Regions from separate parts of the Mus musculus genome. Here region 1 is linked to region 2. Evidence: chromatin loops called from intact Hi-C (ENCODE). Cell type or tissue: left cerebral cortex. All regions are shown on one strand.

Region 1 (5,000 bases), 85 kb before region 2:
TTCCATAAAGCGCAATCTTTGGAAGGCAGCACACTGTTAGTCTGTCTTGATGAAAGGTCTGAGCATCCTTCTCACAGAGCAGGCCTAAGCTTACCCACACGAGCCTTCTGAGGGCACAGCACTCACCCATGTTTCCGTTCTCCATGCCTCGTATGTCAGGACGGAGGCGGCAGTCTGTGGGTGGCAGAGTCTTCTCCATGCCTGACTCCAACTCATTGAGACTCACAGTGAAGCTGGTAAAGTTGTACATCTGCAGGAGAAGCACAGAAGCACTATTGCACATGGCTGCAGGAAAATGACCCATTGGTGCACTAAACCCATGACAGTCTTGTGTCACCTGCTCAACAGGAGGGTGTCTGCATCCTATTCAGCAAAGACCTTTATCCTGACTCCCAAGGTGGCCTTCTTTCTTACGTCATCTATGAGCATGTGGCTCAAGGGCCACAGGGAATGTAAATGTTCTCTAGTCAGCCCACTTAAGTGACTCCCGGGGTACTGACGTCATTAAAAGGACAGCAGATATTGCTATCATCCCTGACCTGAGGTCCACAGAGGAAAGTGTTAGAGAATCTGTCTGGCTTCCCCACATGGTCCTCAGGTAGCCATAACTCACATCTGACTCTTTTTAGAATCCTGCTTCATTAACACAGCCTCTTGTCCTAGAACCAGCTTGCCCAGTACCCTCAGTAATGGTGGTGCCCACGAATGTGCACTCTTATCTTTCTCAGGCCATTTCCAATACCCCAGATCCACCAAAGAAATAGGCATGAGGGTTTCATGCACACTGAACCAAAAAGGAATGAGAATTCATCCAAAAAGAAATTTCCCCAAACACCACACAGGCTTTATTCTTCTACACGAATCCTGTTCCATGAGTTCACGCCGTCGTGAAAGGTAACAGTGGCACATCGAGAACCCTGGTTGGGTTTCATTTGTTTTGCTTCGTTTTGGTGACTTTAACACAAGCTAGAGTCATCTGGGAAAAGGGACCCTCAGTTAAGAAAATGCCTCCTCTGGGTGGCCTTAGACAAGTCTGTGGGAATGAGCCGGAAAGCAGCGCGCCTCCACTGTCTCTGCTTCAGTGTGTGCCTGGGCTCCCCTTAGTAATGGGCTGTAACCTAGAAGTGTAAGCTTCTCCCCACATTAGTTTTGGTCAATGTTTTATCACAGCAATAAAAGCAAACCAATACAGCAAGGCAACATATTCACAGGTAAGCGGGCCTTTGTTCTTTTTATACTTATTTACTCTGTGTACGTGTGTGGTTGTACATGTGCCATTACGTGTGTGGGTACATGCATGTAGACCAGAGGACAACCTATAAGAGTTGATTCTTTCCTTCTACCATAAGTGTTCCAAAGATCAAACTGAAGTTGTGAGGCTAGGTAGTAAGCACCCTTACCCACTGAAGCCATGTCACTGCCCACTGCCCAACTAAGTTACATCACATGCCCTGAAGTTCCCCACTCCCGCCTTTTGTGAGAACATGGTTTCTGTGTAGCCCTGGCTGGCCTGAAACTCACTTTGTAGACCAGGCTGTCCTCAAACTGAGAGATCCCTTGCCTCTGCCTCCTGAGTGCTAGAACTAAAGGCGTGGGCACCCTTGCCTGGTTTGACTGACTGACTGATTCATTTGTTTGTTTATTCTATTTGCTTGTTTTGAAACAGGAACTCATTATGTAGCTCTGGTTGTCCTGAAACTCACCTTGCAGACTTATAGTTTAATAGGATCCACTTGCCTCTGACTCCCCAGAGATTAAAGGCATGTACCACCACACCTTGGATATTTTTTTATTTTTTAATTATGTGCACGTGTGTGTGTGTGTGTGTGTGTGTGTGCGCGTGCACGCGCGCACACGCGCACACGCGCACAGGAATTTGCAAGTAGCTGCAGGTATGCTCAAAGACCAGTGGTGCTCGGCCTCCCAGGAGCTGGAGTTACAGGCAGCTGTGAACTACTTGACACAGGTGCTTGCTGAGAACTGAAGTTGGGTCCTCGAGAACAGCAACAGTCACGCCTAAGGCTAAGCTGCTGCTCGAGTCCCTGGAGCAATCCTGATAAAATGTGGTCAGGACAGAGCTCTGAAGGCATAACCAAGCACTAGTGAATTCTGCCATGAATTCTACATCAAGATATGAATGCTAGGTGGATTGCCATACCCACTTATTCCCAGGTCCCACACAGGCAGCAGGAGGTAGAAGTTACTCTCAGGCTGGACCACAACATAAGTCTCATGGTAGCTCGAGGGAGTAAGGGCATGCAGGATTACAGGGATGTGATGGAGCCTGCCTGTCTGCTTGTGGAAAGCTGGTTGGCTACATGCAAGAACAAAGTAGAAGAGTTGTGGGCCTGACTGGAAAGGTACAAATAGGAATAGGCTGCAGCAGACAGGCCCAGCCTCAGAGAGGGTAACACAGACCTGAGCAGAGTTGGGGGACTGGCCTCAGAGGGGGTAACACAGACCTGAGCAGAGTTGGGGGACCGGCCTCAGAGGGGGTAACACAGACCTGAGCAGAGTTGGGGGGCCAGCCTCAGAGGGGGTAACAGACCTGAGCAGAGTTGGGGGGCCAGCCTCAGAGGGGTAACAGACCTGAGCAGAGTTGGGGGGCCAGCCTCAGAGGGGTAACAGACCTGAGCAGAGTTGGGGGGCCAGCCTCAGAGGGGTAACAGACCTGAGCAGAGTTGGGGGGCCGGCTGTTGATCCTCCAGAGCAGCTTGCTGCCGGGGATGACTTGCACCGTCTCCTGAGCCACAGGAACGTCGTCTGCCACATCACCAGGCACATCACTGTTAGCTTTCTCGGGGCCATCATCCTGAAACACAGGATACCTCAGTATGACTACTGGCCAGAAGACTGGTCCCCAGAGCACTTATAGACTTGCTCCCAAGCCCCTGTGCAGCGCCACAGCCTTTTCTAACAGAGGAGAAAAAAAATTCAAACTGTCTATGTAGCTTGGCTTTCTGCAGAGCTGTACCAGGCTGGACTACCCTCACAGGCTGAAACAGCAGCAGATACAAACACTGTCCTCCTCCACACATGCTTGGCCATGTGCCTGCCCACCTTCTGGACCCATAACACATCATCTGAGACGAAAGGCCTCCTGGTGCCATCTGTTCTCCTGGGCAAGCTCATGAGCCCATCCCATTTTAACAGGCACAGCTGTTTGATGTGCCTTTAAAGTCGGCTACTGGACACAGCTGTGGAGTGAAAACTCCAGGGACCCAGGATCAAAGGCTGGGCCCTTCTAACTGCCCACAGCAAAGCCAAGGGTGGGCCCTTGTTGCCAGATGATCCAAGAAGCAGTGAGCTTAGTGAGACTGGCACCAGACAGCACTCAGCAGACTCAACATGCTACATGGATCTCTCTCTCTCTGTCTCTCTCTCTCTCTCTCTAGATGGAATCTCACTATGTAGACTGTGGATAGCTGGGAACTTGCTGTATAGATTAGGCTGCCCTGGAACTAACAGATATCCTCCCGTGTTTACATAAGTGTACTATCGTACTTGAAGAAATTTTCCTTTTTTAAAAAAATTAAATTACCACTGGGCAGTGATGGTGAAAGACCCCAAGAGGAGCCCCTCGCTCAGGCCTCAGGACAATAGCGGACACCCAAGAACTCACGACAGACCGAGCTTTATTCGGGGAAAGCCAGAGCTCTGGGGACGACTCATATCCCACACAGGGGTAGAGGAGTCGACCTCGAGGGGAAAGAGTTCCCAGTTTTTATAGGCCCTCAGGGGGGAAAGGAGAAGGGGGAGATTAGGGGATTTCCAGATCTAAACAATGTCTATTCTCAAAAAATGGGTATGGGAGGGATACAAGGAAAGAGTCTAATGAAGGTGCAGCAATGGGCACACACCTGGTCAGAACATTGGCAGACACACAGGTTCAAGGAGTGGCCAGAGCATTGTGCACCTCTATTTTTCTAAATCAGTGAAGCTAGTTCTGCTAACACTGACGTCTATCTTGCCAATTTCAGGGCTTCTGTGTCCTTTTACATTCTGCCAGGATCTTTCAATGGCACACACCTTTAGTCCCAGCATTCTTGGGGCAGAGAGTGGCAGATCTCTTAGTTTCCGGCCAGCCTGGTCTACAGAGTGCATTCCAGGACAGTCAGGACTACACAGAGAAACCCTGTTCCAAAAAACTAACTAAATAAATAACTAAATAAAATTATTATGAAAAGATGTCCAAAATAGTGCATATAAAACATAAAAAAACTAGATACCTGGATGAGTCCAAACATTTCTGTTAAATAAATACTGAACATTTAACATGTCTGCTTTAGAACATCCTGATTTTTTTTAATCTAGAAAGTAAGATACCTCTTTTGAACTATCACTTTTAATTCTAATTTTGCTTAAGAATAACTTATAGTCATCAGTATTCTGAAATTCTTAGAGGAAAGTCTTTGCCAGTACTTCCTGACTGCTGAATATATTACTGAGAACTCAAGAACTGGAAAAACAGAAATGAGATGTTCTTGACTTAAGTAAGCCTCAGCTAACTCAGGCAAAGTGAGAGCTGTATTACAAAGGGCTATGTGGAAGGGCTTGCATTCCACTGGAAGTTCCCAGCAGCTACAACATAAACAGAATAAAGTCAAACACCTCTGCCCAGATAGCAGAACCTAGACAGAAGACAGTCTGGTCTGGACAGACATAGCCCACCCACTACATACACCTCCTGAAGAGAAGCACAGTGCTCCTGGAGGGCGTGGCCACCTTGTGCAGGGTCACTGCAGCTGACACTCACCATCTTGGCCTTCCTGGCCTGGTCACCTCTCTTCTCTTGCTTCTTAAAGGACTCGTATGAAGCAGGATCTATTCCCCACAAGCACTCTGTCCACTTGCCATACATGATAAAGAGCTTCTTCCTGCTGCAGAAAGGAGTTTAAAACACAGTTACCAACAATCACCTGCAGAGCAGTACTGAGTGCAGGAAGGAACTCTGTGTTTCAGACCCTCATTCTCGCTGCTGGAGAAAAGGTATGCCCATC
Region 2 (5,000 bases):
ACGAAACCTCTTTCCCGTCGTCGCTGTTCTCTCTCATTGCTTACCTAACGCAATCTCTGCACTGTCCCATCTAGTGTCTACAGCCACCCGGGACTGATAAAGTTAAAATGAATTAAAATCCAGCTGAGGAGATGACTCGGTGGGCAAGAATGCTTGTGGTGTAACCTGCAACCGTGCACACTACACGGAGGCTGAGATGGCAAGATCCAGACTCAGGGAGAAACCTGGCCTCAAGGGAATGAGAAAGAGTGCTAGAGGACACCTAATGCCCTCTTACCTGTACATGTGCACGTGTGTGCATCTGCACACTCACATGCATGGGCATGCACACTCACCAGAGTAAATAAAGCCCAAGTACCTAGTTCTTCAGTGCTACAGGCCACTCAGGGCTAAACCAGGAAATACAGACTAGGATACTGCCATCACAGAAAGTCCTAGTGGGTAGGGTCTACCCACAGCACACTGTAGAGGGAGCCTAGGAGGGCATCCTCACTTTCTGTCTAACTGTGCCTTTGCTGGGCCAATGAAGAGAGTCAGAGCCTGGAGCCTGAGAGCCAAGATGCTTTAAGGCTGTACAGCAAGGCTTTCATGTATGGGGAATTCCACGGTGCTACCGTGTGAGAGGGCCACTGCTGCTATACAGGATGCTAAGCTCCCGGCTACTGTCCACAAGAGGTGTGTCCAGGAACCTTCCGCACTAGTTTCACAGTGAACCGATTGATCTGATTGTGTAGCTGGCACTAGAGACATGTGCCAAGATGTCTTCAATGAGAAAGAAGAAAGCACTGTGGAAGAGGGGTGTAGCTCAGTTGGTAGAATGCCTACCGACCTAGCATGCACAAAGCCCTGGGGTTGACCCCTGGAATCACATAATCCAGGCATGCCACCACTTACTCAGGAGGTGGAGGTAGGAAGGTCAGAAGTTCAAGGTCATCTTCTACTACTTAGCAAGTTCAAGGCCAGCCAGGGAGCCAGACACATGCAAACCTGTCTTAAAAAAAGAGAAAGGGGGAAAAAAAAAAGCATTCTTGAGGAATGTTTTCATTTCTTCAGTGTTATTCTTTTATAGGCTAAGCACAATTGGTTAACAGTATTCACAGTTAACTAACTTAATTCTAAGCATTCCATTTTCACTTTGCTACCGGATATTAAATCCCACGCGGGCATTACTGTTTCTGCTACATACTTTTACACTTCATTACATATGTTTGTGATCTACTTCGTTCTTCATGTGGAAAACATTTAGAAACTGGAGTATCATTTTGTCACCTGACAACTCACATTACATGGTTTTTACTTAATTATATGCCATTCACGGGGGTGGGGGTAAGTGTTCCTGCTGTGTGCGGTGGCAGATGCACTCCGGAAGCCAGACAGGCATCTGGGTGCCAGGCCAGCAAGGGAGAGCCTGTCTCAAAAACAAAATAAAGCACGCGTTCAACAACGCTGCTGTCTGGGTGCCTGCCCTATGGGGCCTTGTGGGACAGACTGACTGGAGGGACAGCTGCCACCTCCCACCCAATCCCCGACCCAGCACTCAAGGTCCCAGACTGGTTCACATGCAGGCAGGGAAACCTCCCGACAGCTCCGAAACTGTTCCATGCTGGTCCTTTAGATTTCTGAGTAGGAACAAGGCCATTTGCTCGCACCCCAGGCGCATCTCTACCGATCCTTAGTGTGCAGAATGCTTCTTTACCTCATCTTTAAAAGAATGCCTCTACAAAGCCGCGGAGGCGGGGACTCAGGAAGACTCAACTGCCCATAGTTAGGCGACACACTGCGGCGCCTGCATCTTAACAGGTGAGCCTCTACCCTAGTAGCGCATCCATAAAGGCTTTCCAAAAGAGCTGGGCAAGGGGACGTTTCTGCCATTGTTTTCTGTTCATGGTCTCACTATGTGGCCTAGGCGGGCCTCGAACTCCTAGAAATCCACCTGTCTCATCTGGGAAGCTGCGCTTACAAGCGTGCGCCATCACGCTCAAGCTAAGGCGAGAGCGAGTCTTTCAGAAACCAACTTTACGGCGATCAGGCCGGACGGGCTCTCCTCATTAGAGCCACCGCACACAGAGAGAGATCCCGCCCAGTCATCCCGCCCGCCGCCTGCCGCCGGAGAACGCACACCCGTGCAATGCCGCCCGCACCCACCCGCTCCCGACAGCTCCCACCTCCGCTCGCTCGACTGGTTCCGGGTCGGGCTCTGGCCGCGCACGCGCAGTGCAGCAGCAAACCGGAAGGCGAGGCACCGCCCCCCGAATCCCGTGGTCTCTGTGGCTCCAAAGCCAAAGTCTGGGCACCAAGGAAGCTGAGCAGAAGGATCGCCGTGAATTCCTGCCCAGCCTGAGACACACAGTGATCCTGTCTCACAAAACCAGGAAAAAGCCAGGTGCCGGGTCGCACGCTTTTAATTCCAGTCTCGGGAAAAAGAGGCCGGGAATGTCTGAGAGTCACATAGGTTTGTACAGTGCGCCTCCGTCTAACCAACCAACCAAACAAGGGTGAAAATGATAGGGTGTTTAAAAACTGTACTTCGTTCACAAATAACAAGACAGACGTAACATGCTCAATAAACAGAAATGAGGTAATGGCTAAAAAAGTGTTTTAATGGAAATGGAAAGTCTTCCTCTTTTTACAAGTTTGAACGGACACTCAGTCACTGAAGCCCACGTCTGAGAACAGGTACAACAGGAAAGGAAAACACCTCCTTTCTGGGCCAGGCCTGTGTCTGCCCAGTGCCTCTGCGGACATCTCCCATCTCCCACTGTGCTATATGCTAAGTCTGCAGAGATGTCCATCCACCCATAGCCCCTGACAAGCGCAGCGCGTAGTGGTCAGCACATCTGAAAACCCCAGTCCTCAGTGGTCAAGTTCACCAAGTATTGAACGGATGCTGGGAAACAGGAGGAAGAATGAGCAGCGATTTCCAAATCTCCCTTTGCATCTTTTCTGGCCTTCAGTAGGAGGAACCATTGAAAACAAAACACAGTCAACCACACCTGCACGAAGGGTTCATTTCAGCCTAGGACTTTTCAAACATTCATGTTACAGAAGAAAAGCTATAATACAGGCAATGAAAAAGACTGGCATCACTTTCCCCCACAAAATTACATAAAAATCAATAAAACATTAAATAAACAATATTAATCATTAAATATATTAACACCAAAATCAGGTATAAATTAGGAAATAAATGTACAAACTATTTCACAAAGTGCTTTTAAAAATATATACACAACATTCAAGAAATTCTTAATGTAAGACATTTCAAATTGAACTTTTGGGGTGATACATATTTTAAGTGTTCTTTTCTTTCAAAAAGTATTAACACACACTAACACAGCACTTTACATATACACACACACATACACACTAATACAGCACTTTAACATACACACATATATATACACACATACACACACATACATACACACACACACACACACACACACGTACACACTTGCACATGTATGCATACATAAAAGGCATATTCCCAGATTGGCAAGGAATAAAAACCATTTCACAGTTACTTAAAATGTTTCGACATTTTCAATGGGATATTTAGCCCCCAAGTGAGCTTGTAGGCTAGTTTTATAAAAATTGCCAGAAAGGGAAGGAGCTAAAGAGATGATGAGTCCCTAAAATCAAGTTGCTAATACTTCTGCCATGTAGCGATCAGAAACTTGTTTCTGTAAAGTTAAAGCCGTCATGTAGTCAGCCCTTGCCTGTGTGTTTCCTAAACCCTGTGCCTATGAGACACATATGCCCATGGTTGTTGATAATGGTCCCAAGGAGAGGGAGAATGTCCTAGAGTAAGACGGCAGCCGACACAGACAAGTCCTTTGATCCGGCCCTTGATTCTCCTGTAAGTAAATGGAGCTTGCACTGTAAGTTCCAGCAAGACTGTCAAGATTAATTCAAGCAAACTCCACAAAGGTGCCTTACTACTGAGCTACAGGTAAGTTTTATATTTTAAAAACTATCAGCTGAAAACAGATGTGGTGGTGCATGCCCGTGGTCTCAGTACCCGGGAGTGGAGGCTGGGGGATCATTAAGTTCAGCCTCAGCTATGTAGTGAGTTTGAGGCCAGTCTGGGCTACATATAAGACACAAATAAAGCAAAAGCATCCTGGTGGACAGGTCTGATGTACCAAGCCCTGCATCCTTGGGGATGGTTTTGTATGTTCTTGGTTGTTCTGAGCACTCATCTTCAAGGTTGTTCTTTTCTTCTCATAGTAACATTGTTATTATCTAAATAAATGCTGAAAAATATGCCTGCTGCATTATATGCGGTGTTTTCCTTTGATAGAACCTTTTCAAAAAGGCTGTCTCTCATGTTTGCACAGAATTAAAACGAGATTAAACATCCTAGGAATGTAAAAAAAAAAAAAATCACCCAATTCTCACTGTATAAAACTTGTCCTTTTCATTTGAAAGAACGTAATAAAGTTATTTGGATTCATTAAAAATGCAGTGTGGATTTCAGACTTCCCTAAACGCAAAGGAACATCTGCTTGGCAATCTGAACTCAGAGGTCCTGAAGAAGTAATATAAACACTTGCCAACTGCTTGTAAAATTAAACATGAGTACTTTAAATTCTCTATAAACTTAGGTTTGGGCACACTCAAATCCTAGAGATGACGCCAAGGGCCAAAGCCATACTACACACAAGCAGCTCGGAGACAGCAAGAATTGCTCTTCAGACAGCGCCCTCCTTAGTGAAAGCTCCCCTCACGATGCCCACACTCTCACCGACTGTCATTTGGAATAGTCATCGATCCTTCTTTACTCGCTAATACAAAGACATCCTTTGGGATCATGGAAACTGGAGAGACACAGGCAATTGGTAAGTTCTGGAAAGGACAGCTCATGGTCCTTGCACACAAAGCACATCTTCCTTGTTATAGTGACATGACCCAAGACACAGAAGGTGTCCTCAAGCCCTACTTAGGCACAGAAGAAATGGTCACCTAGCGGTGTATGTATGTCAAGCTATGAGCCGCCA

What was found. Peaks named below come from ENCODE experiments on the same cell type or tissue, not always from the same donor. Only the 100,000 strongest peaks of a DNase experiment are listed, where the experiment ranks them.
Region 1: it touches region 2 in a loop (1.9-fold over the local background); 6 of 42 quality-filtered maps call a loop at or near these places.

The regions. Positions count from the first base shown.
Region 1 is chr2:180,153,079-180,158,078 of GRCm38, reverse strand. Osbpl2 (oxysterol binding protein-like 2) reads right to left here. Exons shown (of 14, transcript NM_144500.4): 10 at 4,757-4,880; 11 at 2,672-2,812; 12 at 127-250. The region is part of intron 3 of Gm29886 (a long non-coding RNA gene); the gene reads left to right. Among named protein-coding and RNA genes, the nearest start is that of Gm29886, 16 kb to the left of the region's middle. In left cerebral cortex, no CTCF peak of the experiment used is centred here; a DNase peak (open chromatin) is centred at 3,053.
Region 2 is chr2:180,067,781-180,072,780 of GRCm38, reverse strand. It overlaps Ss18l1 (SS18, nBAF chromatin remodeling complex subunit like 1), which reads right to left. Exons shown (of 11, transcript NM_178750.5): 11 at 2,580-5,000. It overlaps Mtg2 (mitochondrial ribosome associated GTPase 2), which reads right to left and starts at 2,188. Exons shown (of 10, transcript NM_181424.3): 1 at 2,166-2,188; 2 at 895-987. In left cerebral cortex, a CTCF peak has its summit at 2,151; DNase peaks (open chromatin) are centred at 1,435, 1,468, 1,756 and 2,197; H3K4me3 peaks cover 1,587 bases; H3K27ac peaks cover 1,695 bases.